Linked DNA regions of Homo sapiens: all the other regions are linked to region 5. A link is a loop called in an ENCODE intact Hi-C map of the cell type or tissue named here. Cell type or tissue: dorsolateral prefrontal cortex. All regions are shown on one strand. Region 1 overlaps CRTC1 (CREB regulated transcription coactivator 1). Region 2 overlaps COPE (coat protein complex I subunit epsilon). Region 3 overlaps UPF1 (UPF1 RNA helicase and ATPase). Region 4 overlaps ELL (elongation factor for RNA polymerase II). Region 5 overlaps REX1BD (required for excision 1-B domain containing). Region 6 overlaps COPE (coat protein complex I subunit epsilon). Region 7 has its middle 7.6 kb from the start of CRTC1.

Evidence for each region. Hi-C counts contacts between places; a loop is a spot of excess contacts. Peaks named below come from ENCODE experiments on the same cell type or tissue, not always from the same donor. Only the 100,000 strongest peaks of a DNase experiment are listed, where the experiment ranks them.
Region 1: it touches region 5 in a loop (3-fold over the local background); 68 of 110 quality-filtered maps call a loop at or near these places.
Region 2: a loop joins it to region 5, with 4 times the contacts of the local background. A loop is called at or near these places in 16 of 110 quality-filtered maps.
Region 3: it touches region 5 in a loop (4-fold over the local background); 14 of 110 quality-filtered maps call a loop at or near these places.
Region 4: a loop joins it to region 5, with 2.8 times the contacts of the local background. A loop is called at or near these places in 34 of 110 quality-filtered maps.
Region 6: a loop joins it to region 5, with 2.8 times the contacts of the local background. A loop is called at or near these places in 16 of 110 quality-filtered maps.
Region 7: it touches region 5 in a loop (2.7-fold over the local background); 68 of 110 quality-filtered maps call a loop at or near these places.

Annotation. Positions count from the first base shown.
Region 1 is chr19:18,685,281-18,689,280 of GRCh38, forward strand. The region is part of intron 1 of CRTC1 (CREB regulated transcription coactivator 1); the gene reads left to right. Among named protein-coding and RNA genes, the nearest start is that of CRTC1, 3.6 kb to the left of the region's middle. In dorsolateral prefrontal cortex, no CTCF peak of the experiment used is centred here; no DNase peak of the experiment used is centred here.
Region 2 is chr19:18,913,833-18,917,832 of GRCh38, forward strand. All of the region lies in intron 1 of COPE (coat protein complex I subunit epsilon), which reads right to left. Among named protein-coding and RNA genes, the nearest start is that of COPE, 3.6 kb to the right of the region's middle. RefSeq lists an enhancer at 3,765-4,000. In dorsolateral prefrontal cortex, a CTCF peak has its summit at 2,023 (motif pointing left); a DNase peak (open chromatin) is centred at 1,989; H3K27ac peaks cover 2,435 bases.
Region 3 is chr19:18,865,004-18,869,003 of GRCh38, forward strand. UPF1 (UPF1 RNA helicase and ATPase) reads left to right here. Exons shown (of 24, transcript NM_002911.4): 21 at 286-447; 22 at 558-775; 23 at 1,041-1,163; 24 at 1,518-3,227. The coding sequence ends at 1,160. CERS1 (ceramide synthase 1) reads right to left here. Exons shown (of 8, transcript NM_021267.5): 8 at 3,542-4,000. It overlaps GDF1 (growth differentiation factor 1), which reads right to left. Exons shown (of 8, transcript NM_001492.6): 8 at 3,542-4,000. The coding sequence ends at 3,594. Among named protein-coding and RNA genes, the nearest start is that of CERS1, 29 kb to the right of the region's middle. RefSeq lists a silencer at 1,613-1,812. In dorsolateral prefrontal cortex, CTCF peaks have their summits at 1,707 (motif pointing left) and 1,907; DNase peaks (open chromatin) are centred at 1,698, 3,471 and 3,578; H3K27ac peaks cover 2,419 bases.
Region 4 is chr19:18,448,974-18,452,973 of GRCh38, forward strand. It overlaps ELL (elongation factor for RNA polymerase II), which reads right to left. Exons shown (of 12, transcript NM_006532.4): 7 at 2,579-2,675; 8 at 1,504-2,002. Among named protein-coding and RNA genes, the nearest start is that of ISYNA1, 13 kb to the left of the region's middle. RefSeq lists enhancers at 1,223-2,029, 2,030-2,836. In dorsolateral prefrontal cortex, CTCF peaks have their summits at 2,118 (motif pointing right) and 2,330; a DNase peak (open chromatin) is centred at 2,148; H3K27ac peaks cover 275 bases.
Region 5 is chr19:18,592,277-18,596,276 of GRCh38, forward strand. REX1BD (required for excision 1-B domain containing) reads left to right here. Exons shown (of 5, transcript NM_001100418.2): 5 at 1-61. It overlaps CRLF1 (cytokine receptor like factor 1), which reads right to left. Exons shown (of 9, transcript NM_004750.5): 7 at 1,971-2,158; 8 at 1,789-1,831; 9 at 961-1,303. The coding sequence ends at 1,290. Among named protein-coding and RNA genes, the nearest start is that of REX1BD, 5.5 kb to the left of the region's middle. RefSeq lists an enhancer at 780-1,281 and silencers at 1,915-2,004, 2,025-2,414. In dorsolateral prefrontal cortex, a CTCF peak has its summit at 2,195 (motif pointing right); a DNase peak (open chromatin) is centred at 2,150; H3K4me3 peaks cover 1,073 bases; H3K27ac peaks cover 2,121 bases.
Region 6 is chr19:18,904,966-18,908,965 of GRCh38, forward strand. It overlaps COPE (coat protein complex I subunit epsilon), which reads right to left. Exons shown (of 10, transcript NM_007263.4): 4 at 1,995-2,147; 5 at 611-664. Among named protein-coding and RNA genes, the nearest start is that of GDF1, 11 kb to the left of the region's middle. In dorsolateral prefrontal cortex, no CTCF peak of the experiment used is centred here; DNase peaks (open chromatin) are centred at 1,193 and 1,776; H3K4me3 peaks cover 1,050 bases; H3K27ac peaks cover 3,643 bases.
Region 7 is chr19:18,674,081-18,678,080 of GRCh38, forward strand. No RefSeq gene overlaps it. Among named protein-coding and RNA genes, the nearest start is that of CRTC1, 7.6 kb to the right of the region's middle. In dorsolateral prefrontal cortex, a CTCF peak has its summit at 1,882 (motif pointing left); a DNase peak (open chromatin) is centred at 671; H3K27ac peaks cover 1,547 bases.

The DNA of each region.
Region 1 (4,000 bases), 93 kb after region 5:
ATCTGTCCTCCCAGCTCCAAGCAGCTACATTCTTGCTCAGGATGTAGAGAAAGAGATGGCTGGTGAATGAATGAATGAAAAAAAAATAAGAAAATGGCCAGGTGTGGTGGCTCATGCCTGTAATCCCAGCACTTTGGAAGGCTGAGGCAGTGGATCACCTGAGGTTAGGAGTTCGAGACCAGCCTGGCCAACGTGGTGAAACCCTGTCTGTACTAAAAATATAAAAATTAGCCGGACGTGGTGGTAGCTACCTGTAATCCCAGCTACTGGGGAGGTTGAGGTGGGAGAATCACTTGAACCTGGGAGGTGGAGGTTGCAGTGAGCCGAGATCATGTTACTGTACTCCAGCCTGGGTGACAAGAGTGAAACTCCATTTCAAAAAAAGAAAATAAGAAGAAAGTGTGCAACTTGAGCATCCTTCCACGTGAGTGTCCCCCACATATCAGGGCTTCTGAGGCAGGAGTGGCCACTTCTTTTTGTCTCCAGCACATGGTGTGTGCTGGCATGCAGTTGTTGTCAAATGTTTGCAGTGTGACCGGAAGAAAGGGGTCACAGTAGGTTCATGGGTGTCATTCTGATTAGAAGTCCAGTTTCTGCGTGGGATTGGAAATAGATTATTGTTGTTGAAAACATCTCTTTAAAATAATAGCTTTATTGAGATATGATTCACACATCATACAATTTACTTGTTTAAAGTGTACAGTTTGGTGGTTTTTAGTATATTCACAGAGTTGTGCAACCACCCCTATTTTGTAATTCCAGAACATTTTTTATCCACCCAGAAAGAAACCCCGTCCCCATTAACAGTCACTCCCCATTCCCCCTCCCCTAGCCCCTGGCAAGCACTAAGCTGTCTTCTGTCTCTGTGGGTTTTCCTATTCTGGGCATTTTATATAAATGGAATCACACAACACGTGGCCTTTTGTGACTGGCATCTTTCACTCAGCGTCATGTTTTCAAGGTTCATCTCTGTAGTATCATGGATCAGTGCTTCGTTCCTTTTTAGGGTCAAGTAATATTCCGTTGTATGGATATATTGTATTTGTTTATCCATTCATCAGTCAATGAATTTAGAAAAATTCTGAGGCCAAGTGCAGTGGCTCACACTTGTAATCCCAGCACTTTGGGAGGCCAAGGTGAGTGGATGACCTGAGGTCAGGAGTTCGAGACCAGCCTGGCCAACATGGTGAAACCCGTCTCCACTAAAAATACAAAAATTAGTCGGGTGTGGTGGCACATGCCTGTAATCCCAGCTACTCGGGAGGCTTAGACAGAAGAATCGCTTGAACCTGGGAAGTGGAGGTTGCAGTGAGCTGAGATTGTGTCACTGTACTCCAGCCTTGGCAACAGAGTGAGACTCCATCTCAAAACAAAAACAAAAACAAGATTCTGAAGATATGCAGGTGGCAGTTCTTTCAGCCCTGGAAACCATTTCCCATCTTCCTCATCACCTGGGGTCAGGGGAGCATGGGCTCTGGGCAGAGGTGAGTTCACACTAGATTTTTAGACACAAAGCATTGTTCTCTTTCTGGGGCAGGGGGTGATTCTGCCCCCCAGGGGACACTTGGTGATGTCTGGAGACATTTTGGGTCATCATGATTAGGGAGTGCTTCTAGCATCTGGTGGGTGGAGGCTGGGATGCTGCCCAACCCCCTACATGTAGTGCACAGGATGGCCCCATCGTGTGGAATAATCTGGCCCCAGATGTCGGCAGTGCCAAGACTGAGAAACTTTTTTTTTTTTTTTTTTTTTTGAGATAGACTCTTGCTCTGTTGCCCAGGCTGGAGTGCAGTGGCGCAATCTCGGCTCACTGCAACCTCTGCCTCCCGAGTTCAAGTGATTCTCCTTCCTCAGCCTCCCGAGTAGCTGGGATTACAGGCATCTGCTACCATGCCTGGCTAATTTTTGTATTTGTAGCAGAGATGGGGTTTGTAGTAGAGACCATGTTGGCCAGACTGGTCTCGAACTCCTGACCTCAGGTGATCCGGCCACCTCGGCCTCCCAAATTGCTGGGATTACAGGCATGAGCCACTGTGCCCAGCCAAGGCTGAGAAACTTTTGATTAGAGGTGTAACAGTGAGGTGGGCCAGGGTGTGAGCTTTGCACCTGGTCAGGTAGAGTTCCATCCTTTGCTCCCACCTATATGGCTGTGCCATCTCTGGCAGGCTGCGACCAGGGTGGGCAAGCTTATTCCCAGTTTGACTGGCCACTGCACAGTCCAAGTGGCATGTCCGCCGTGCCTGGAGCAGGTGAATGAACCTATATGATGTGGGCTTCCCTCCTGCAGCCATGGCGCGCTGCCTCCCATACTGTAGACAGCAGGGGTTTGGCCACACCTGCAGCCAGGTGAGGCATGATCGGGTCGGCACCTGCTCCTCTCCTTTGAATTCCAAAGGACAGCATGTCACTCATGCGTGTCTGTTCACAGTTGCCGGTGGTGATGGCACCTGAGGTGTCTTGCTGCCGTGGAAGGCCAGTCAGCAGATGTTTGGCTAGAAGACAGGGACCTCACCAGGGCACAAGCACTGAAGGGTTGGGGGACAGGGCGTAAAGTCGGGAGACTGTTTGCAGGTCTTGGGGCGGAGGGGTGGGTGTGTGGGCGTTCCCTCCCACTCTTAGGCTTGGGTCAGCGTGACAGGCAGGCTGTCTATGGCGCTCTGCTGTGTGACACTGGGTGGGTTTCTCAACCCCTCTGGGCCGTAGAATCCTGAGTTGTAAAGTTGGGGCAGCGCGTTCATTCCATCAAATGACAATTTTCATTGTCTGGCATGTCTCAAGAGCCTGGGGTGCTGGGGCTCCTGCAGTGTACAGGGCATACGGGGCTGTGTTCTTGGGGAGCCAGCATAGTTTTAGGGGGGACAGGAGAGCATCAATGCATCCGAATGAAGCAGACGCCCTCAGAAGGTGGCACACGCTGGGAGAGAAGTGGCTCAGCCACGTGCTAGGAGTGGCTGGGACAGGGGTGACACAGCATCCCCAGAGAGCAGGGAAGAGCACTTCAGATTGGGGACAGGCACAGTCAGAGCCTTGTGGTGGGAATGACTTGGCGAGTTTGAGAATGGGTGGAAAGCAGGGAGGAGGGCAGGTGAGGCTGCAAGAGCTTGGATCTCCCCTGAGGGAGGGGTCTGGGAAGCCTCCCTGCTTGTTTTGTTTGTTTGTTTGTTTGTTTGTTTTTTTGAGGAGGAGCCCCCCCTGTCGCCCAGGCTGGAGTGTGGTGGTGCGATCTTGACTCACTGCAACCTCCGCCTCCTGGGTTCAAGCGATTCTTCTGCCTCAGCCTCCCAAGTAGCTGGAATTGCAGGCATGCACCACCACGCCTGAGTAATTTTGTATTTTTAGTAGAGACGGGGTTTCACCATGTTGGTCAGGCTGGTCTTGAACTCCCGACCTCAGGTGATCCGCCCACCTCGGCCTCTCGGAATGCTGGGATTACAGGTGTGAGCCACGGCGCCTGGCCCCGCTTGTTTTTGTAACAGCTTTATTGAGATGTCATTTCCATGGCATTCCGCCACTCAGTGGCTTTTAGTATATTCACATTTGCACAGCCAACACCAGTCAACTTGAGAACATTTCGTACCCCCAGAAAGAGACCCTGTCCCCATCAACAGTTACTTCCCACTCCCCCTTGCCCAGCCCCTGGCAGCCACAAATCTGCTTTGGTTGCTTGCTTTCTTTTTTTTTGGAGACAGAGTCTCAGCTCTGTCACCCAGTCTGGAGTGCAGTGGCACAATCTCAGCTCACTACAACCTCTGCCTCCCGGATTCCAGTGATTCTCCTGCCTCAGCCTCCTGAGTGGCTGGGATTACAGGCAGGTGCCACCACACCCGGCTAATTTTTGTATTTTTGAGTAGAGACAGGGTTTTGCCATGTTGGGCAGGCTGGTCTCGAACTCCTGACCTCAAGTGATTCACCCGCCTTGGCCTCCCAAAGTGCTGCGATTGCAGGTGTGAGCCACCACACCTGGTCAACTAATGTGGTTTCTGTCTCTATGGATTTGCCT
Region 2 (4,000 bases), 320 kb after region 5:
CAAGAGGGCCTGCCAGCTGTCAAGGCACAGGGTCAAAGGACCCAGTGCCCAAACCAGGGGGAGTCACTCTGCCCTGTCCTCTGAAGCCGAGAACCACAGATTCCAAGCCACATCTCTTCCTTCTCCCCAGCCTGAGGGAGGAGCGTGGATGTCAAACGTGTCCTCATCCCAGGCCGCCGCAGACCTGGCCCCAGCCTGACTCAGGCTGCCATTGCCAAGAGGACCCAGCAGCTTCTGCTCAGGCCCTGGTAGCCAGAGTGGGTATCTGGCTATGATTTGGAACAAGATGCCATCTAAATAAATAACTCCTAGAAGAATGTCAAAGGCATGCGGAGGGTGGTGGCTGCAGAAATCGAGCCCCACCTGCAAATGGGATGGACAGGTGAAATATGTACCTTTTCAAGTATGCAAAGAAACATATTATAGGCCGGGCATGGTAGCTCATGCCTGTAATCCCAGCACTTTGGGAGGCCGAAGTGGGTGGATCATTAGAGGTCAGGAGTTCCAGACCAGCCTGGCCAACATGGTGAAACCCCGCCTCTACTTAAAAATACAAAAATTAGCCAGGTGTGGTGGCGGGCGCCTATAATCCCAGCTACTCAGGAGGCTGAGGCAAGAGAATCACTTGAACCCGGGAGATAGAGGCTGTAGTAAGCCGAGATCACGCCATTGCACTCCAGCCTAGGTGACAGAGCAAGACTCCATCTCAATAAAAAATAAATAAGTAACTCTCAATCAACCTTCTGAGGTGGACTTCAGTTAGGTGACTAGCCCAGGGCCACATGCCACCCTCAGTTAAAAAAGACAGGCCAGGTGTGGTGGCTCACACCTGTAAACCCAGTGCTTTGGGAGGCCAAAGCAGGAGCACTGCTTGAGCCCAGGAGTTTGAGACCAGCATAGGCAACATAGCAAAAAGCATAGTCTTTTTTTTTTTTTTTTTTTTGATGGAGTCTTGCTCTGTCACCCAGGTTGGAGTGCAGTGGCGTGTATCTCGGCTCACTACAACCTCTGCCGCCTGGGTTCAAGAGATTTTTCTGCCTCAGTCTCCCGAGTAGCCGCGACTATATGTATTTTTAGTAGAGATGGGGTTTCACCATATTGGCCAGGCTGGTCTTGAACTCCTGACCTTGTGAACCAGCCGCCTCGGCCTCCCAAAGTGCTGGGATTACAGGCATGAGCCACCGTGCCCGGTCTGAGACCCTGTGTCCATAAAAAAATTATAAATATTAGCCAGGTGTGGTAGCATGCACCTGTAGTCCCAGCGACTCAGGAGGTTCATGAAGGAGGATCGCTTGAGCCTGGGAGGTCGAGGCTACAGTGGACTATGATCATGCCACTGCACTGCACTCTGGCCTGGGTGACAGAGTGAGACCCTGTCTATCTTTAGGGAAAAAAAAGAGACAAAAGCTGGCTGTTGGGCTTTCAAAGTGAGGACACAGTGGGGCGCCATCGGGGGCACCAGGGTGGCCTCAGCCGCCCCTGTGTGAAATGCAGGTGCCCAGGAGACTGTGCGTGCGGAAGTGCTCAGAGGCTGCAGAGTGCACTGGAGAGACAAGAGTGCCGGGAAGCATAACAACAACAAATGTGCAGACCGTGACCCTGACGTGAGGCTCTGGAACCGTTGTGGTTTTCCTCGACTTCCAGGGACGATCCTACCATCAGGACGCATGTGTGTCCCCGGGGTGGGAGAGCATTGCTCTTCAACCCCAAGGGCTCACTACGATCACCTGGGAGCCCAGGAACCACCAAAGCCAGGAGGCCACATCCACCAAGGTCACCTGGCCCTAGGATGGCCCCAGCACTGGCCCCAGGTGGCTTAAGATGTGGCCATGGTTGAGGAATCAGGGTACTGTTTGGGAAGGCGGGTGACAGGATGGGGGCCCTGTAGCCAGAAACCTTGGGGGTAGTAACTCCTCCCTTCTGTCCCTGTAGCCAGTGATCTGACCGCACTGGGCCGTCAGCAACTCAAGGCCTATGAGCTGCTTCAACCCCAACAGCTGGGCGGTGCCTGCCATCTTGTGGGCAAACTGGCAAATGTCAGAAACCCAGAAACGTCATGATGGTAGCCTAGTGCTGGGGGCAGCAAAGGGCAAAGACTGCCAGGTGCTCTCCCTGGGGCCACCTCAGGTGGGGCTGAGGTTGCTCAGGCCACTGTCATGAACTACCACAGACCAGATGGCTTAAAAAATGTATTCCTCAAAAATTAGCCAGGTGTGGTGGCGCACGCCTGTAATCCCACCTACTCGGGAGGCTGAGGCAGGAGAATCGCTTGAACCCAGGAGGCAGAGGTTGTGGTGAGCTGAGATCATGCCACTACACTCCAGCCTGGGCAACAGAGCAAGACTCCATCTCAAAAACAAAAAAACAAAAATTAGCTGGGCGTGGTGGCAGGCACCTGTAATCCCAGCTACTCTGAAGGCTGAGGCAGGAGAATGGTGTGAACCCAGGAGGCGGAGGATGCAGTGAGCTGAGATTGTGCCACTGCACTCCAGCCTGGGTGACAGAGTTAGACTCTGTCTCAAAAAAAAAAAGTATTCCTGGCCAGGCGTGGTGGCTCACACCTGTAATCCCAGCACTGTGGGAGGCTGAGGCGGGCAGATCACTTGAGGTCAAGAGTTCGAGATCAGCCTGACCAACATGATAAAACCCTGTCTCTACTAAAAATACAAAAATTAGGCCAGGAACGGTAACTCATGCCTATAATCCCAGCACTTTGGGAGGCTGAGGCAGGCGGATCATGAGGTCAGGAGTTACAGACGAGCCTGGCCAACACAGTGAAACCCCATCACTAGGAAAAATACAAAAATTAGCTGGGTGTGGTGGCACACGCCTGTAGTCCCAGCTACTAGGGAGGCTGAGGCAGGAGAACTGCTTGAACCCGGGAGGCAGAGGTTGTGGTGAGCTGAGATCGTGCCACTGCACTCCAGCCTGGGCAACAGGGCAAGACTCCATCTCAAAAACAAAAAAACAAAAAAAAAATTAGCTGGGTGTGGTGGTGGGCACCTGTAATCCTAGCCACTTGGGAGGCTGAGGCAGGACAATCGCTTGAACCCAGGAGGAGGAGGATGCCACTGCACTCCAGCCTGGGTGACACAGAGTGAGATCCTGTCTCAAAAAAAAAAAAAAAAAAAAAAAAAGTATTCCTTCACAGTCACAGTCCTGGAGGCCAGAAGTCCCAAATCAAGGTGTCAGCAGGGCCACACTCCTTCCAAAGGCTCTAGGGGAGGATACTTCCCTGCCTCTCCCAGCTTTTGGTGACTGTTACATTCCTCAGTTTGTAGCCACATTACTCCCATCTCTGCTTCCATCATCTCTGTGTCTCAAATCTCCCTCTGCCTTTTTTTTTTTCTTTTTCCAGTGGCGGGTTCTGGTGAAGACAAGAAAGCCTACTAGAAACATTCTTTTTTTCTTTTTTTTTTTTTTTTTTTGAGATAGGGTCTCACTTTTGACATAGTAAGAGCACCAACATCTCAGACAAACACTGCCACTTTAAGTTCCAGCCCCCTTTCTAGCCTCATGAATTTTAAGGAAATTTCTTTTTTCTTTTTTTTTAATAGAGAAGTCTCGCTCTTGTTCCCCAGGCTTGAATGCAATGGCTGGATCTTGGCTCACTGCAACCTCCACCTCCTGGGTTCAAACGATTCTCCTGCCTCTGCCTCCCAAGTAGCTGGGATTAAGGTGCCTGCCACCATGCCCGGCTAATTTTTGTATTTTTTAGTAGAGACGGGGTTTCACCAAGTTGGTCAGGCTGGTCTCGAACTCCTGACCTCAGGTGATCCGCCCGCCTCCCAAAGTGCTGGAATTACAGGTGTGAACCACCGCGCCCGGCCAGGAAATCACTTCTAACTACAAGCAGCCAGAAAGAGGAGACAGTAAAACACAGAAAGACAGCTCGGACAGAGAGAGAGTGGGAAGAAAATTTCTTGGGTAACTGCCAAACTTCACCTTCATACAACGGGCCCCAGTAAAACAGTGGGCCTTAATAAGCACATTCCTTTCC
Region 3 (4,000 bases), 270 kb after region 5:
GGATTATAGGCTTGAGCCAACACGCCCGGCCCCAATTTTCAGTTTTTAAGATCTGTGTAGGCCAATGATTCCCAGCAGACTCTCCTCGGGGAAGGTGCCTGCCCAAGCACCCAGCCCCAGGCAGGCTGCTGTAGTTAACATGGAGTCCTGCGAATCCGCATCTTCAGCCTGGGCAGAGCCAGGACAGATGTGCAGCTCCGGCTGACTGGCTGGTGGGGTGGGTGGGGTATCGCTGGGGTTTGACCGAGGCAGGTGACACCTGCCGTGTTCCACTGTGATTTGCAGGCCGGCCTTCCAGCATGTACTTCCAGACCCATGACCAGATTGGCATGATCAGTGCCGGCCCTAGCCACGTGGCTGCCATGAACATTCCCATCCCCTTCAACCTGGTCATGCCACCCATGCCACCGCCTGGCTATTTTGGACAAGCCAACGGGCCTGCTGCAGGTGAGCATCTGTGGCTGCGGCTGGGTGTGGCCCTCCTGAGAGCTCTTGAGGGTGTGCTTGTCTGCGAGGCCCTGGCCTCCTTCGGATCACCCTGGACTGCTGTCTTTCAGGGCGAGGCACCCCGAAAGGCAAGACTGGTCGTGGGGGACGCCAGAAGAACCGCTTTGGGCTTCCTGGACCCAGCCAGACTAACCTCCCCAACAGCCAAGCCAGCCAGGATGTGGCGTCACAGCCCTTCTCTCAGGGCGCCCTGACGCAGGGCTACATCTCCATGAGCCAGCCTTCCCAGATGAGCCAGCCCGGCCTCTCCCAGCCGGAGCTGTCCCAGGTGAGCCCGCCCCTGGGACGGGACTTACCTGAGTGAGGGTGGGGCTATGCACCTGAAACATTCCCTCTGAAGAGCCCCAGAGAGCTGGCCTGGCCCATGTCCACTGTCTGAATTACCTGTCCCTGGGCTGGGGTCATCAGAGTGGGTCTCCTGGGTCTTAGTTTGGGGACGGGTTTTCCATTCTTTTCTCTGGGGCTGCTGAGGGCTGGGTGGATGTGAGCACCCTTGGCCTGTGGCTTGCTTACCTCCTGACCTTGTCTTTCAGGACAGTTACCTTGGTGACGAGTTTAAATCACAAATCGACGTGGCGCTCTCACAGGACTCCACGTACCAGGGAGAGCGGGCTTACCAGCATGGCGGGGTGACGGGGCTGTCCCAGTATTAAAAGGCAAGCCCCCCTGGAGCAGGCCTGGCCCCACCCCAGCCTCAAGGAGAAGGATGGGAGGGGGCTCTCCCCAGGGAGCTGCACTGGAGGGGTGGTATCTGGAAATGTGTGCTGTGCCTGGTGGGGGTCATAGGCCCTCAGGGCCAGCTTGGCCTGTGCCCTTCACTGCTAGTCAGGGTGGCTCCTCACCCCACCCTACCCCATCCTGTCTGCTCCGGGGACCACCGCGGGACCTCAGTTTCCTCATCAGAGTCGGGGAGGGCAGCTCGGGCTCTCCCTCACTGTCCTGTGTGCTGGGTACCTGTGGGGCTCAGGTCGCAGCCTCTCACCGCCTCCTGCCCTTCTCCCTCCTGACAGGTGGCGGCGGAAGAGCTAAGCAACGTGGCTTAGTCCATCAGCATCTTATTCTGGGTAATAAAAAATAAAAATAAACGGATACCTGTTTTCCACTGCTAAAACTGAAGCACCACTGTGTGAGCAACAGGAAGGGAGAGCGCACGAGGGAGAGGAGCCGAGGCCGAGCGCCCCCTGCTGGCCCGCGGCGGCGAGGAGCAGAGGGAGCGGAGGAGGGGCCGGCCCGCGGGAGCCGCGGCCACCAGGAGGCCCCGCTCCGTCCCATCGGGGCTGCGGCCAGGGCGGAGGGAGGAAGACCCTCATCTCAGAGTAGCCCTTTCCTCTGTTCTTTTATTTCTTTTTCTCTTTGATTGAAAGGGGACTACGTCTTAGCAGGAAAAAAAACTTCGCATTTCTGTGCCCGAGCAGGCTCCTTGCAAAGACAGCAGCGTGCGGGGCAGAGCCCCGGGAGGGCGCGTCTGTCCACGCCTACCGGACGCGCCGAGGTCGCGCTGCCTGTGTTCTCCGAGGGCCTTCATTTAAAGAAAATAAGGGTGTTTTGGGTTTTTCTCTTTGTTTTTTTCAAGATTCTTTTAAAGGAGTACTGAAGAATACTTTCCTAAGTTTGTCTGTAAAATCTTAGCGGTGGACCTGGGAGATTTGAGAAGCTTCCAGAAACAGTTTAAACAAGCCAGCGCTACTGGAGAAGAGGAGCAACACCTGTGCCGCGGCCGGAGGAGTTTTGTTGTTGGTTTTAGCTTCCAGTGGCTTCTTTCTGCGGGGCATCAGGCTGCTGGGGTAGCCGCCCGCCGAGCCTGGAAGCTGCTCGTTCTCCGCTGGACTCAGAAGCCAAGCTGCTTCCCGCCTAGACTCGGCGCAGGGCCCCGCACCGGTGAGGAAGGTGCTTTTGGCCCCATTGCGAGGGGCCTTGGCCAGGACTGGCCCTGTGGCCAGGAGGCGAGAAGGTGGCTGTTCCCGGATTGACGGCTTTTTCCCGGGGGCCTTTGGAAGATTTGGTGGAAGGACAAGAGGGCCTGTCCCTGTCCCCGTCCCCAGGAGGTACCGACAGTCCCTGTGCTGGTTAGACACGGAGCGCTGCACACCGAAAGCCCAAATTGGGAGCTCTGCCTGCCGGCAACTTTGCTGATGGGGTGATTGCTGCTTCTGGGGGGTAAGGAAACAAGTTACAGAAATTACCGCGTTCTGTGTGAAGGGACTGAGGGTGTGGTGTCATTGGCAGAGGGTCATTTTAGGAGAGCTGCCCCAGCCCCTCGAACGCCTGGCTTGGGGTGTCATTCTGCCTGGCGGCCAGGCCTCCAGCTTCCCCTGCCCCGGGCCTGGGGCTGTCACTGGCCCTGATCCGAACACCTCCAGATTCCGGCTTCTACATGGGACAGACGGGGACGCACAGGCCACCTTCCTTCTGGCAGGGACTCTTATTTATTCCCATTGCTCTAGGGCTTTCGGTTTCCCCTTCTTCCGGTAGGCCGCGTAGAGGCATGCACCGGGTAGGTTTCCGCGGTGACCCCGCGGCGGCCTGAGGGACGCTCCCTGCCCCATCCCGGCTGTTGGGCTGGGCCGCTTTGCCTCTGCTTCGCCCTGTGCTGTGTTCTCCAGCTTTGTAGCAGCAGCCTTGACAAACCCAGGCGCACTGTACCAAGGCAATGTAACTTTTGATTTTCGGTCAATTTAAGTTCTTTTGTCACCAAATATTAATAAACAGTTTTGACTTCACACCAAGGTTGGATAAACTGCAGGGGGTGGAGGGTGCTGGGGTTTTGCCTTGGCTGAGTGACGGGTTGGGGTGTGAAGGAGGCCAGAGGGAGACAGGCAAAGCCCAGAAGGGACAGGTCTGCCTTGCAGGACTGAAGGGCGACCCCTGCCCCTGGGCCCTTCCCGTAGGCAGCACCTGGGCCTGTCCGGGCGGCTCCCCGGAGTGGCGCGTTAGGCCTCTGGCAGGTGGCCTGGAGGTGGAAAGGCCTATCCGATCACCAAGACTGAGGGGCGCCCTCCCCACCACCCAGGCAAGGAGTCCAAGGAGACCAGCGGAGCAGACCACGCGGCATTTATTGTTGGGCCCGCGTCCCTGCCCGCCCCGGGTTAGCGGCAGCCGCACTCGTCCACCACCATGTCCTCATACTGCCGCAGCACCACGTTGTCGCTGTTGTCAAAGAAGAGCACGGAGATGGGCGACAGGCGCGCGGGCACGCAGCAGGGCAGGTCGGCGGCTCCCGGGGCGGCCGCGTGCATGAGCGCGCGCAGCACAGCGTGGTTGAGCGCCGGCGGCCCCCCGGACCCCGACAGCGCGACGGGCAGCGCGCACTGACCCTGGCAGTAGTTGGCCAGGAAGCCGCGCGGCGCGATGACCCAGCGGTGCCAGCCCACCTCGCGGAAGCTCACGTACAGCCGCCGCGCGCGACAAGCGCCCCCGGGGCCGCCGCCCAACACGGGTTCGGCGTCGCGCCGCGGCCGGGCCAGGGGGTGGCACAGGCGCGGGTCGAGGGTCA
Region 4 (4,000 bases), 140 kb before region 5:
TTCAGGACTCTGGTAACATGGACCACCAGCACCAGGCTCAGCTTCTGGTGCCTCCACTGTCCTTTTCTTGGTGCTTGGGACATCTACCCCTGCTTTGCATTTTCTCACCTGTGGTAGAGATGACAGCCCCTGGGCCGGGGATGAACTGCCTAGGGGCCAACACGCACCAGGCCAGACAGGAAACCACCTTGAGTCCCCAGGCCTGTCTTGGCACCTAGGCACTGGGCATCCAAGGAAGGGACACAGCCCAGAGTGGTCTGTGGACCCTGGAGCCGGGCCAAGGGTCTCAAATGGCAGATCCTGCCATTTGATCGTGGCCCAGGTCTGGCTGTGGGGTGTGGGTGTGTCCTGGGAATCAGGAGTCCTGCCCTGAGCATGGCCCTGGTCAGAGAGGCTGCCCAGGGAGTAAGGCCACCTTCTCCCCGTCGGCCCCCACATGCAGTCCCACGGGAGGTGGGAAGCCCAGCACGAGGCAGGGCTGACCCAACCCCGAAAGTCTTCCTTCCTATCCAGTAAGACCCAGCCACAGTTGTGAGGACCTGCTCTCCAGCCACAGCAGGGGACGGGGCATGGCCCTCTGAGCAACGCAAAGCTATAATGAAAGAAGGGCTCCCACCCTCATCCCAGGAATCCCCTGACTCAGCCTCCTCCCCAGAGACACAACCCAAAAGCACAGCAGGTGACACCACCTGGGCTGCCCTGGGCCAGCTGGCGCCGAGAGCGAAGTGGCCATCTGCAACTGGCCGCCATCGCCACATGGGACCACTGCAGCCCCTGTCGCACATGGTGGTGGAACAGCCGCTGCACGCTGGCCACTGCTTCTGCTGGTTCCTATAAATGAACAGCTGCGCAGGCTCATGGCCACGGTGCTAGGCGGGTGCTACTGCTGCTCAGTTTAGGTGCCTGGGCTGTGGTCTCGGAGCCGCCCAGGTCTCCTGGCTCCCCAATCCCAGCCTGCCAGGCCCTGTCCCCACAGCAGAAACCTACAGTCCACAACAGTCGCACGGTGCCTACAGAGGTCCAGGTGCTATCCCTCTCCCACCAGGATCTGCCCATCTGCACCTGTGCTGCCTCTCCCTGAATAGGGCTGGCTTGCCTGGGCCCCCACTGTCTTCCCTGAACCCCAGCAGACCTCAGCATGGCCCTGGCTCCTGGGGCTTCCCTGCAGTCAGAGCTGGGGCCTGGGCCCCATTCCTCTCTGCATGTTAGCCCCTTCTGCGGCCTCAGTTCCCCACAAGGCTCTGGGCCTCCGGCCCCCAGTGCTGGCCTGGCACATTGACTGCAAGTGGCACCGGGCACTCCAGACAGGCAGGGAGAGGACCAGGTGCAGGAACATAGGGTGCCAGGTGCCAGGCACACAGGGCAAATCTGATGGGGCCTGGGGCAACAGGGTCCCCTCCCCTGGCTTCTACAGCTTGAGCCCCCTCGACACCCCATGAGGGTGAGGCGGGTGTGGGGCCAGTACTTAGAGCCCCGGCAACGCCCTCCTGCCTGGGCACCTACCTGGGGTGTCTGCTGGGGCTCCGGGGGTGGCATGGGTGGCAGGTGCACAGTCTGGAAGCTGGGCCCGGGGCTTGTCCTCAGCCGCCCTCTCCTTGTCTTTGTGCTTCTTGGACTTCTTCTTGGGCTTGCTGCGCGAGGGGCTGCCGTGTGGCCTGCTGGGCTGGGCACAGTCCGTCAGCAGGGGCAGGCCGAGGCGCACAGTGGGGGCTGGGGCAGCCGCCTCTCCGTGCTCACAGTCTCGGCCGCTGTGGCCCAGGTCATTGCTGACATCGGCCAGGGGGTCGTGGGCCCTCGGGGGCTCCAGCCGCGGGGGCAGGTGAGTGCTGGAGCTGAGGGTGTCCGTGCTGGCTGGTGGGCCCGGGGTGGGCAGCAAGGCCTCACGGCCATTGGGCACGCCCAGCTTCCCGTTGACGGCAGGCTGAGCTCTCTGAGTGAAGTGCGATATCCGGGGTTTCTTGTTGGCTAGGGGGTCGATGAAATCAGGAGGCTGCAGCCGCTTCTGGAGAGGAGCAGAGATCATTTTAGAGGGGAGCACAGAGTGGCTGAGCAGCAACAGGCAATCCCCTGGCCTGGCTAGAAAACCCAACGCCGCCTGCAAGGCCCACGCTGGCCACATGGGGGCGCCCGAGCACCAAGTCAGGTCCCAGGTGCCGCTCAGGGTGGCCTCAGCTGGGGCCCATCAGCCTGCTGGGATCGATGCAGGGGGAGGGCAGGGCCCAGTGTGTGAGCGGGCCACCCCTGGGGACTGGTCTAAAGCGCTGCTGTGCTCAGCATGCTTCCCCAGTGATAACTGTGACACAGGAGCAGGAAGCCCAGGGTTGAGCCCACATCAGGGAGCCGCCCCCCGTCCCAGGTTCCGCACTGTGACACTGGGGTGCTGCGGCCACACTGGCAGGAATCTGCCCCCAACCCCAACCCGACAGCTTCCCCCTTGGTCCCTGGGCGGAGGGAGGCGGCTCAACTTGGAGCAGCTCATGCTCCAAAGAGCTGGTGAGGAAGGTGACAAGGGTTACTGATGCAGCACAGAGTGCCCTGCAGGTGCTTGGGACAGTCACCCCAGGCATGCCTCACTTACCTGTGGGGGCGAGGCCGAGCGCCCACGCTCGCCTGGGGGGCTGGAGGCAGCAGGGTCTCCAAGGAGGCTGCCAGTGCTCTGTGGCTGGCACAGCTTCCTGCGAAGGAGAGGCAGGGCTAGGTCAGAAGGTGCTGAGGGGGCCTAGGGGCCCCAGGCCTGTATCCACATGGGGGCCCGGTGGAGATGCCTCAAGGAAGGGACCCCCCTCCTCCCAAATCCAGAGCAGGGCCAAGGGGTCACAGGAGCCTGGGCCTGAGGCCATCCTGCCCCCGACTTCACCCAAAGGAGGACTTCCCCACTCACTGTCCCCCTGAGCCCAGAGGAGGATCACTTTGTGTAGGTGCCTGCTACCGGAGAGACCAGGGACACACGCTAGGGTGCTGGACCCTGCTTTTAAAGACAGCTGTTCATCCTGTTCAGAACGCTCACTGCAGAAACTGTCCAAAATGCAGAAGAGAACGGAGGGCCCTGGCCTAGGATGAGACAGCCTTCCTGGAAGCCCAGGTCACAGCAGGATCTGGAGGGCGGCAGAGTGGCCACCAGCTTGACTAGGTGATGCAGCTGGGGAAGAAGGGAAGAAACACCCCAGTGCATGCCCCTTCTCCCGCTCCATGTGATCTGGGCAAGTGGAATCCCCCACCCCCGCCAGCAACCCTGCAGCTTATGGGTATCCTCTCTGACCCAACTGTTCAATTCCCGGGGGCTGTGCCATCTCAGGGCAGCCTAGCGCCCCTCCAGGCCCTGCAGAGAGACTTAAGTCCAGGGCCGTGGCCATTCTGCCAGCCAGTGACACCCAGAGCCCATCTCCCTAACAAATGGGCTAGGCTACAGACCACTGCAGGTGTCACTTCCCTGGTGGCCTGAGAGGAGAGCCATGTGGACATAAACAGAACTCCCAGTTAAAGACAGAAAACTGAGAACAGGCATTTGCATCCACTGGACAGGCAAGGCAGAGACAAAAGGAGGAGTGAAGACACCGGAAAGCATAGCAGAAGCATGAGTGGTGACTGCTGCAGGATCCAGAGAATCCAGGGCCCAGAGCAAGAGGCACCACGACCTCAGGGGACAACAGACTGCTGCAGGGCCATCCCCCACAGCTCTACTCCAGATCCTCATCACTGCTGGTGGGGCTGCAGGACAGTGAGCCCAGGGCTGTCAGGCAGCAAAGAGGCTCGGGCCACTCCTCCAGGCAGTTGGGAAGTTACCTGGGCCACAGCTGGACAACAGGATGGCCAGATGTGTGGCCTCAGGAGAAGAAGAAACAGGGCCCAGGACTAGGGCACATCGGGATTCAGAGGCCCCAAGCTGTGCAGTGTCCCCAACGGCTGCACTGCAGCTTCCAGGCAACAAACGTCAGACCTCAAAACAGAGGAACACGAAAATACATTTGAAAAGAGACTCCACAGGGAGATGAAAACGTTA
Region 5 (4,000 bases):
TGCGCTGCTGACCTTCCTGCAGTTCCAGACACCTCCCACAATAAAGAGCTCCTCCTCTGTAGCCGCTCTGCCATCTCTGTGTACAAGGGTGCTGCAGCCAGTGTGCCTAGGGAGGGGGCCCCCACAGGGCCAGGGATTGTGGGTAGAAGACTCCCACCCTCCCTAGAAACTGAGGTTTTTTTGCTTGAGACAGGGTCTTGCTGTGTCACCCAGACTGGAGTGCAGTGGCGAGATCGTGGCTCACTGCAGCCTTGACTTCCCCAGGCTCAAGCAGTCCTCCTGCCTCAGCCTCCCAAGTAGCTGGGACTACAGGCACATGCCACCACAAGCCCAGTTAATTTTTTTTTTTTTTGAGATAGAGTTTTGCTCTTTTTGCCCAGGCTGGAGTACAATGGTACGATCTCGGCTCACTGCAATCTGCACCTCCTGGGTTCAAGTGATTCGCCTGCCTCAGCCTCCTGAGTAGTTGGGATCACAGGCATGCACCACCACGCCCAGCTAATTTTGTATTTTTAGTAGAGACGGGGTTTCTCCATGTTGGTCAGGCTGGTCTTGAACTCCTGACCTCATGTGGTCCACCCATGTCAACCTCCCAAAGTGGCGGGATTACAGGCGTGAGCCATGGCGCCTGGCCAATTTTTTGCTTTTAGTAGAGATGAGGTCTCCCTTTGTTGCCCAGGCTGGTCCCCAACTCCTGGCCTTGAGCAGTGCTCCCAGCTTGGCCTCCTAAAGTTCTGGGATTACAGGCATGAGCCTTTGCAGCCAGCCAGCTCAGGTATTTTGAATCACATTCTCCAAGGAGTTCAGAATCAGACCTTGCAAATACTGGATAGACAGTCTGAAGTCCTGGGAGGTGAAAATTCTAATCTCAAAGGGTCATTAAGACGCCTCACATTCCCCTCAAATCTCACAGCCCCCACCCCAGGCCAGGCAGGCCCCAAACTCACCTTCACAATCACAGCACCTAAATAGCTCATTTATTTAAAAGGACTCTTTTGGAGGGGCCCTAGGTAATGGGGAGTAATGACTCCCCTTCTCACCCCCAGCCCTGGCAGGGGTTCTAGGCAACTCAACCAACCCTCACACACACACACACACCCACTGGGGTGCACCCAAAGGTGGCCTCACGTGGGAGTCAGAGCTGTTATGGCCGTTGGAGCTCAGGGGCCACCCCAGCTCCTGCTGAGGGTGGCTCAGGTGCCCTGAAGTGAGGGTACAGAGGTGGCCCCAGTTTGGGTTCGGCCTCTGCGTCTCCACGTGGCAGGGAGGGTGGCCTGAGCCCCTACAGCTTATCTGGCAGGACCTGCAGGCAGAGGGGAAGCCAAGCTAAGCAGGGAGTCCAGGAGAGGGCCGCACCACAGAGCCACTGAAGGAGGCTTCATTCGTGTCCTGTCCCCACCGCTTCTGGCTGTGTGACTTTGGGCAGGGTCCTGCCCCTCTCCGGGCCTTGGCGAGGCTATCTGAGCTGCAGGTAAAGCACTTGGCGCGGAGCCAGTATGCAGTAGGCGCCCATGCGTGCTAACTAGGGTGAGTATGTTCATTCATTTCGGAGGAGATTCCACTTCGGACATTTTCAGGGCATTGAATGTTCTTAGGCTAAAGGAGACAATGCCAGTTATACAGTAAGTGCTAAGTAAATGCTGATGAATAACAAAGGAAGAGGACGGATTCCATCTCAGCGACTCTAAGGCTGGGGTTGGGAGGCGTGGGGGTGTGAACAAGACCTGCAGCCACCGGAAGGGGCCCTCCCCTTGCTCCCTCCCGCCCACCCATTCAGGCCCACCTTACCTCTCGCCGTGCCCCGTCTGCCCGAGGGCAGGATCCCCTCGTCCTGTGCTTGGAAGGAAGGCAGAGGTGTCGTGGGGGCTGCAGACCTGCGTCCACAGCCTGCTGTCTTCCCCCTCCCCTGTTTTCTGGGCCCCCCCAGCTCCCTGTCCCCACCCCCACGCCCGAGGGTCCCTCCTTCCTACCTGGTTGCGGGTCTTGTGCGACTTCTGCATCCAGGCTCGCCACTGGTCGTAGAGGCGGAAGCTGAGGTTGGAGCAGTACGCGTGCTTCTTGAGCCAGCCCAGGAACTGCTTGAGCTCGCGCCGCACCGGCCCCGAGCTCGGCTCTCCGCCCCGCGGTTCGCACGCCCCGCCGCCCGGGCCCGGGCGCTCTGGTGGTGGGCGGAGCGGCAGTGTCAGAGCGCGCCCGGCAGGGGGTGCGCGCGGGCAGGAGAGGGGAGACCCCGGCGCGGCGGGACCATGCTCCCCTCGGGGAACCTCCCTCCCCGTTTCTCAAGGACCGAGTCCTCCCCGCGGCCCTGCACAGCAGCCCAGCTGCGCCCCTGGCCCGGCTGCGCCCCTGGGGAGGTGGGGGGGAGGGGGAAGGAAGGGGCTCCTCCTCCACATCTCCTCCAGGAACCCGATTCCTGTGGCCTGAGCCAGGTGCGAGTGGAGTGGGGGGAGGGGAGAATGAGAGAGGCCAGAGCCGGGGGGATGAGACATAGAGATAGACAGACAGAGCAGGGGGCCGAAAAAGAGAAAGGGAGAAAGACGCACGGATGAGAGAGCCGGGGCCAGGGATGGAGAGATGGAGACGCAGGGTGGGTGAAAGCCAAGGGTGTCAGCCCAGGAGGAAAGGGCCTGATCAGGGTAGGACAGAAACCCTGGGGACATAGGGACAAAGAGATCGAGACAGAGACACAGAGGAAGAGTGACAGATGAAGGGAGACCGAGTGCAAGATGACCCCATGGGACTGTCCCCAGCATGGGCCCATGGGACAGGGAGTGGGCCAGGAGGGCCAGGTGGGAGGCCTGCCTGTCGGTCCAGCTGCCGGCTGCAGCCAGCCCCCAGCAGGCCGGCGGATAAGGACATCGGCCTCACGTCATAAATAAAGCCGGGGACCCGCTGACAGGCCCTGGCACGGCCCCGGCCCCCGCCGCCCCTGCTGGCCTTCCCCGGCCTCCCCAGCCTCCCCTGCGGACGCAGCGGCCTGCTGGCTCCTGTGCAAGAATCGCAGGTGCCGGGCACGAGCAGGGGCCAAGGCTCAGGCCCCTCCCGGCTGCGCTTGCTCCCGCCCACCCCTGAACCTGGAGGGGCCCAGGATAGGGGCTGGGGAGCTGGCTGGAGCCTGACTCTACCCCTCCCTAGCTCTGGGACCCTCTCTGGGCCTCAGTTTCCCTATCATCTCACGAGCCAGAGTGAGCTTGGTCTTCCCGGTGAACTAAGTTTAGACCTGTGTGACCTCCTAGAGCCTCAGTGTCCTCACCTGAGAAAAAGCGGCCTCCCTTGCAGTGAAACCCTGGGGGGATGGGACAATAAGTACCTCCATGCCAACTGCCTGCAAACACTTAGGTGGCACCCACCATGTGGGCACTTGCCACAAATTATGTCATCCAACCCTCATAACAGCCCAAGGCAAGTGGGATTCTCGACCCCACCTTCCAGATGGGGAAACGGAGGCCAGACATTCCAAGTAACAGCTTTCGTTTCATTTCACAAAAGAGAGACTAGAGGCCTGTGGACCCGGAGAAATCCCAGACAGCAAGAGGAAGCAGACCTAGGCACCTAATCATTCCCATCCCCCTGCCTTGATCAGAAGGAGAAATTGAGGCCCATCAAAGTGGGAGTTGGCAGCCCATTGGCCTTAGAAGCAGGGGTCTCAAACTCACTGGCCCCCTCTTAGGAGGGAGTCTGAGTGGCCAAAACAGACCAGATGGGGATGGGCAAATGGAGAGTGAGGGTCCTGAGAAGGGGAGACCACTGCTGGTGGGGGCTGTAGGCCATGCTGTTACATTTTCTAGATAATTTATTTTTCTAGGGAATCTAGGATATTTGTGTAAAAACTTCCTGGGTTTAAAATTTCTACTAGTTGGTCAAACTTTTTTTTTGTTTTCCAAACAACAGGCCAAAGAAAATAGATCCAAGGGCCACATTCAGCTCTGGGGGGGCCACCAGTTTGAGACTTCTACTCTCTTGGAGACAATCAGGAAACAGGCTGGGCATGGTGTCTCAC
Region 6 (4,000 bases), 310 kb after region 5:
GCTCCACTGCATGCTCATACCCCACGACTAAGTGCCCGAGCCACCCTGCCCGTCTGACCACGTGCAGGCCCTGGGAAGGTGGGACTGGGGCCAGCTATGGCCCCCCAGGGTGGCCACCACAAGGTAGAGCTCAGGAGAGACTCACTCCATGGAGGATGGAACGCAGGGAAGGGCAACGGAACTACAGTGTGAACAACTCTGAGGCAAGGGCTTTGGAAACGGCAGCAGGGGAGTCCTGGACCCCCAGCCATGGCCTCCGACCTGGTGATGCCACGTGCAGGCCCCGCCAGCCCCACGGCACAGTTACAAGCTGGTCAAGTAACATGTTGCTCCAGGCACAACCTCCACTCTCCCTCCATGAAGCCCACCCTCACCCTGTGGGAGAGGCCTGCCACCCACTGCATAGAGAGAAACTGAGGCACAGAGAGCCATGGCCCTCCTCCCTGGCAACATACTGCAGGGAAGGGCTGAACGACAGCAAGCCACCCCCATGGAAAGGAAAGACAACAAGAGTAATGACAGCACCACAGACGCTCTGGGCTGTGACGCTCTGGGCTGTGACGCTCTGGGCTGTGGCTCAGTGCGGGTGGAGAGGGGCAGGAGGGCTCACCGGGCGAGGTCCAGGCGGTCCAGCTTCAGCAGGATCTGCACTGTCATGGCTGTGCTGCAGGACAGGGCGAGGGGGCGGTCAGCGGGTCGCCACAGACACATTGCATGGCCGCTCCACACCCAGGGCTCACTGTGTGTGTCTGGGATGTTCCTAAGTCCTGTGCTTAGGACCACCAGCCCCGCCCAGCAGAGGAGGACACCCTCACTCCCACATTTCACCGCTCAGCTTCCTCAGGCCCAGGAGCTCTGGGGGAGGTACCCAGGATGGGGTTTCAGGCCCCGGCCCACTCACCGCCCATCTGGAGAAGCAGCCTCCATGGGCTGTGCTTCCAGATGGAGGGCCCTGCCCGGACTCGACACCCTGGAGGCATCAACACTCAGGAACAAGGCCCTAGAGGAGGGCCACGCACCCGCCCCTGCACCTGCACCTGCAGCAGAGCCCTGGGGCCACCCACTCTCTGCAGGCCCCCTCGTCCCCTCATCCCTCTCAGCCCCAGGTGGCTGTGACCACGAATTACTCGTGAGGCCTCTTGTTCTTGTTTTCCTGCCAACAGGAGCCAGCACCTGGACCAGCACCGAGTCGGCCGGCTCGCCGACAGTGTGACATCCCTATTTATTTTCTTTTTTGTGTGTGAGTCAGGGTCTGGCTCTGCCACCCAGGCTGGAGTGCAGTGGCACCATCACGGCTCACTGCAGCCTCCACCTCCCAGACTCAAGGGATACTCCTGCTTCCGCCTCCCAAGTAGCTGGAAACATAGGTGCATGTCACCATGCCTGGCTCGCCCTGCAATTCTAAGCCCTCTGTGGATGGAGGTGGGATGGGAGCAGATCCACAGCGACCATGAAATGCCCAGCTTGCAACTCACAGTGGAAGGCAGGCACTGCAGGGACAGCTCACGGGGAAGAACTGACACACTTTCTGTGACCAGTGCCCTGGACATGGCCCGGAGTCACATCCTAGGGTGGAGGGGGGCACCAACCTTGCAGGGCTTCAGCACCCCAACCCCAGAGGGCCCTGGAGGAGGGCCGGTATGGGGGGCCCGGGGAGGCCTGAGAGACTGGGCCCAGGGCCGAGACACAGAAGGCTTCGTGGGGGGTGGGGACACAGAAACCGAGCAGAGACAAAGCCGCTTTCTGCTCTGCCCTTGGGAACAGAGGGTTGCAGCCTGGGCACCGTGTCCTTGGATCTGCAGCCTGGTGCGCAGATGGGAGTGCCTCCCACACTGGGCAGGGGAGCTGGAGCCTGGACAGCAGGCCAGGGCCTCATTTCAGCACCACCTTTCTCTGCTCCCATGACGACAGCCAGCGAGGCCGTGCGCAGCCTGGAGATGTGGCAGGGGGCACTTGCCTCCCTGGGCTGGCCCCAGAGCAGGGAGGCCACTCACCACTCCAGGCTGTCCCCCTGGTGCAGCGCACGCAGGGCGGCATCCGGGTTCTGGTCGTGGAGATAGATGGAGGCGGCCATGAGCAGGAAGGTGGTGTTGGTCACGTCCACGCTCCTGCTCATCTCTCGGTCCAGCTCGGCCACGATGCTGTCCCTGCAAGACAGAGATGCTCACGACCCACAGCTGGGGTGGCCTCTGTGGGACCTCAGAGGGTCCCCTTCCTTGGAAGCAGACAGGTCCAGAGAGGGTGAGCCAGGCCCTGGGGGTGCAGAGCAGCAGCAGGCCGAGCATCGAGCTGTCCCGACATGTCCTCCCTCCGTTCCTATGAAGCACCTCTCATGCTGGGCCAGGCAAGGACCCGAGGCCGGGAGATGTGGGGTGGGGCGCTCCAAGGGGACATGAGGAGGCACCGTCAGTCTCACACCAACCTCACCCGCCTTCCTGAGGAGGCTGGTGGGCCCAGCTGGGACTCCTGACCATAACCCATCAACCCTGTGGGCTTCAAGGCCACGTCTTCTAGCAGGAGGTCGGCCTGGGTGCCGAGGGGCCGTGCAGAAGGATGGGAGCCCTGGGGCACCCCCACTGCCAGGGCAGCTGCCCTCAGTCCCTGAGAGCCCAGGGTGCTGGCTGCACCCTGAAGATGGCCAGTGTGCTGCGGGCCAGGGCCAGGCTTGAGCCCAGGCAAGGCTGAGGACCGGCTCAGCTCCGAGGGCACAGGTCACCCATGCCTCCATGTCCCTAACTGGACCCAGACCCTCCATTCCCCATGGCTATTGAGCAGCTAAAAAGAGAAGGCAGGTGAGGGGGCCACCCTAGACCAAAGCTGGTGTTCTTCTGGGTTCAAACGTGGCTCTGTGACCCCGTAAGCATCCACGCGCATCTGGGGGCTGTCTGCCCAGGGCCCGTGTCTGAGGTGTCACTGAGGGCATGGCATGTCTGATACCAACCAGGCTCCACTGAGGGCTCGCCACAGTGCCAGGTCCAACAGACAAGTGACTTCAGGTCTGAGTCTGTTTCCCCGTGCTGAGGGACCATGTTACAGGGATCATGCAGGGGAGGAGCAAGGAGCTCCCAAGACCATCTTACAAAGCTTCCTGAGGCTCCAGCACACAAGGGTGTATAAACACTGCCAGTTGTCGTAGCGTTGGTACTGTAATGTTGTCATCCTAAGGTGTTACAATTACCAATGGGGCCGGGTACTGTGGCTCACACCTGTAACCCCAGCGCTTTGGGAGGCCAAGGCAGGATCGCTTAAGCCCAGGAGTTCAAGACCACCCTGGGCAACATAGTAGGACCCCTTTTTCTACAAAAAAGTAAGAAAGTCAGCTGGGCCTGGTGGCGCCTGTAGTCCCAACTACTTGGGAGGCTGAGGCAGGAGGATGGCTTCAGCCCGGGAGGTTGAAGCTGCGGTGAGCTGTGGTCACACCTCTGCACTCCAGCCTGGGTGACAGAGGGAGACCATCTCAAAAACAAGCAACAGCAACAAAATCAATTACTGGGCGGATCGCTTGAGCCCAGGAGTTTGAGACCAGCCTGGGCAACATGGCAAAACCCCATCTCTCTTTTTTTTTTTTTGAGACGGAGTCTCGCACTTTCGCCCAGGCTGGAGTGCAGTGGTGCGATCTTGGCTCACTGCAAGCTCCGCCTCCCGGGTTCATGCCATTCTCCCGCCTCAGCCTCCCGAGTAGCTGGGACTACAGGCACCCGCCACCATGCCCGGCTAATTTTTTTTGTATTTTTAGTAGAGATGGGGTTTCACGTGTTAGCCAGGATGGTCTCCATCTCCTGACCTCGTGATCCGCCCGCCTCGGCCTCCCAAAGTGCTGGGATTACAGGTGTGAGCCACTGCGCCCGGCCAGGCAAAACCCCATCTCTAAAAAATATACAAATTAGCCAGGCATGGTGATGCGTGCCTGTAGTCCCAGCTATTCGGGAGGCTGAGGTGGGATGATCACTTGAGCCTGGGAGATCAAGGCTGCAGTAAGCCAAGATTGTGCCACTGTATG
Region 7 (4,000 bases), 82 kb after region 5:
CAAGTAAAAACCCTGACATGAGATGGGAATACTCCAGCATCTGTCACATTTACATTATAATTTTGGAACTGCTTGGTGACAAGCATATCTGGCCATTAGTGTTTTCTGCAGTGCAGACATTATTTCTCATAACAAGGAGACTGGAGGTCAGAGGTGCCAGGATGTTATGACTGGTGGCCCATGATTTCTGGGAGGGGGCATGACTATGCCTCTCTCTTTCTTTCTTTCTTTATTTTTTTTTGGTTTAGAGACTGTATTCCCAGCACTTTGGGAGGCTGAGGCAGGCAGATCTCTTGAGCTCAGGAGTTGGAGACCAGCAACACAGCAAAACCCTGTCTCTACAAAAAATAGAAGAATTAGCCTGGCATAGTGGCATGCACCTGTAGTCCCAGCTACACAGGAGGGTGAGGTGAGGATAGGTTGAGCCCTGAAGATCAAGGCTGCAGTGAGCTGTGATTGTGCCACTGCACTCCAGCCTGGGTAACACAGTGAGACCCTGTCTCCAAAAAAAAAAAAAAAAGAAAAAAGAAAAAAGTAAACAAGGGAATCAAAGGCGTGAGGCAACTAGGCCTTCAGCTGAAATTATGCCAGAGGACGATCCTGCCACCACTGCAGAATCCAGACGCCTCCGTTGGCACTGCCATCTGCCCTGGGCACTCAGCCACAGCTGCCCCTAGAAAACAGATGGCCCTGCCCCGATGCTGTTTCTCTGTAGCACTTGTGCCTGCATGGAAACATCCCGGAGGCCCAACCAGTATCCCACGCCATTCCCCAGCTGTCCCAGGAGTGGTGAAAGTGAGTACATTCGTGTGTATTAGTCAGCCACTGCTGTGCAACAAACACCCCCAAGTCTCAATGGCATGCAACAATAAGCGTTTGTTTTTCACATGTCTGTGAGTCAGCAGAGGTGGTGTCTGCTCTAGGCGGGCCTCGGCTGGGCAGCTCTGCTTACAGGTGCAAGGATGCAGAGTAGCCCAGAGTCCCTGCTCCACGGGTTCTTGCCTCCTGCTGGAACAGCAGCTAGCCAGGGCACATTTTCCTCCTGCAAGTGTCTGAGGACAAGTGGAATCACGTGAGGCCTCGTAGGGTCTCAGTTCGGGACTCAAACACTATCACATCTGCCCGTAAGTCTTTTTTTTTTTTATTTTGAGATGGAGTCTTGCTCTGTTGCCCAGGCTGGAGTGCAGTGGCACAATCATGGTTCACTGCAGCCTCGACCTCCTGGGCTCAAGTGATACTCCCACCTTAGCCTCCTGACTAGCTAGAACTATACGCTCATGCCACCAAGAGCAGCTTATTCATTTATTTATTTATTTGAGACTGAATCTCGCTCTGTCACCCAGGCTGGAGTGCAGTGGTGCAATCTCGGCTCACAGCAACCTCCACCTCCCAAGATCAAGCGATTCTCTTGCCTCAGCCTCTCGAGTAGCTGGGATTACAGGTATGTGCCACCACACCTGGCTAAGTTTTGTATTTTTAATAGAGACGGGGTTTCGCTTTGTTGGCCAGGCTGGTCTCGAACTCCTGGCCTCAAGTCAACCACCTGCCCTGGCCTCCCAAAGTGCTGGGATTACAGGCATGAGCCACTATGCCTGACCTGCCCATAAGTCTTTGGCCAAGCAAATGACATGGCTGAGCCCCACATCTGGAATGGGGAAGTGTCTTCCACCTGGAAGGAAGAACTGTAGAGGGCAGGGATGCAGGAATAGGTGGGAACCGCGGCCAATAGTTCGATGGGTCACCCTTGGCTTGGGGGCCTCTCTTGTTAGCAGGGTGACCAACTTCCCTCTGTGGGGGGACTCCCCAAACTTGGATGGGGACCCTGATGCTGGCAACCAAAAAGAAAGGCCCGTTCTGCATCTCCTTAGCAGCCACTGCCCCCTGGAGGTCGAGATATCCCTCTTTTTTGTTTGTTTGTTTCAGGTGAGTGGGGGCTGTGAGTGCCCCAGGATCTTGGAAAGCAGGATGGGGGTCTGGATGTAGGGAGGTCAATGGGGCCTTGGCCAAGTTTCAGGGCATGGACACTGTAGGTGTCCCTGGGAGCATGCCCAAGTCTCTCTATGTTGCCCAGGCTGGTTTCAAACTCCTGAGCTCAAGCAGTCCTCCTGCCTCTGCCTCCCAAAGTGCTGAGAATATAGGCACAAGCCAATGCATCCAGCCAACCAACCAGTTTTCCAACACGCACTTCAGCTATCTATCCCTCAGCACAAGTGGCTGGGTCCCTAGACTTGAACCATGGGTCCCCCGCCTGCCCAGTTCCAGCCTCTCACTACCCTCCTTGGCGGCCCACCCCGTCCCACCCTCCATCCACCACTAAAGCCTGGGTGGGAGGACGAGGGGCCTGGGTCCTCCTGTAACCTTATCGTAAGGAGGGGCATCGCTGGCTTCTCTTGGGTCCTTTCCCTCTCTCTTCATGATCAGACCCAGCTTTTGCTTTGCCCTTTAAAAACTCTGTACGATGAGAGCCTCTTTTGGAAGTCAAAGACAGACCAGGGATTGTTTTCCTCTTTGCCTCTCAGCTCCAATGGCCCTAATTCACCTCCACACGACGTGGGTACCCCAAATCGACTAAGATCCCATATAAGGAAGAGCTGAGAAGCAAAGCATGAAAACTAACATGGCGAAGTAGCGTTTTGCTTTCCTAACAGTTGCTGAGTGCTTGGATGAAGCAGGCACTGAGCTAAGTGCTTTCCATGTGTTATCTGTTTCATCTTTCCAAGAGCCTGCTATGAGGAGCACCACTGTCCACATTTAGCAGAGGAGGGCAGTGCGGCTCAGAGAGGTGAAGACAGTTTTCCATTGTCACACAGCTTGACAACTGATAAGTGTTGGACCACACAGAAATGCTCAAGAGTTTCTTGATCTCCCGGGTCAAGCAATTCTCCTTCCTCAGCCTCCCAGGTAGCTGGGTTTACAGGCGTGCACCACCACGCCTAGTTAATGTTTTTTTTGCATTTTTAGTAGAGACGGTGTTTCACCATGTTGGCCAGGCTGGTCTCAAACTCCTGACCTCAGGTGATCCGCCCACCTCAGTCCCCCAAAGTGCTGACATTACAGGTGTGGAGGTGGAGGTTGCAGTGAGCCGAGTTCGCGCCACTGCACTCCAGCCTGGGTGACAGAGCAAGACTCTGTCTTAAAAACGCACAAACGAATGAACAAAAACACATAAGAAATCACGTGTGTCTGTGCCCTTTCCACATTCCACAGGCACACAGGGAACTCTGGCCTGGCCCTGGCCTCTTTGGGAAAGGCGAACATAATCTCAGCTCAATCTACAAGGGATCAGATGAGACCGCACAAACAGCTGCCTTCAGAGAATGGGATGTTTCTGGGTCATGGGAAGAGACGCTGGAGGTCCACTTCAGCTAGACCCTTCAGGAGGGTCTCTCAGAGCAGAGGCCTGCAAGTCGAGAAGGAGCCAGCCACGAAAGCATCTTGGAGGAGCGCAATCCAGGCAGAGGGAACAGCGAAGAGGCCCGTGTGGCTGGAGCGAGAGCCGAGCCGAGCATAAGCATGTGGAGCCGCCAGGAGGAGGGTATTTTTTTTTTATTTGAGATGGAGTCTCACTCTGTCTCCCAGGCTGGAGTGCAATGGTGCGATCTCGGCTCACTGCAACCTCCACCTCCCGGGTTCAAGCGATTCTCCTGCCTCAGCCTCCCGAGTAGCTGGGATTACAGGCACCCACCATCATGCCTAGCTAATTTTCATTTTTTTTTTTTTTTAAGAGACGGGGTTTCACCATGTTGGCCAGGCTGGTCTTGAACTCCTGACCTCAGGTGACCCACCTGCCTCTGCCTCCCAAAGTGCTGGGATTACAGGCATGAGCCACTGCGCCAAGCCTTTAGATTTTTTTTTTTTTTAAGTGCGATGGGAGTGTGGGATCTGCCCTGCTTTGCAAAGCCCGCAGGGCTGCTGTGAGGAGCAGTGTTGGACCACACTGGGTGACAGCAAGTTCCTTTGATGAAGGAAGAAAGTGAAAACCTCAGGGTTGGTTTCTGCC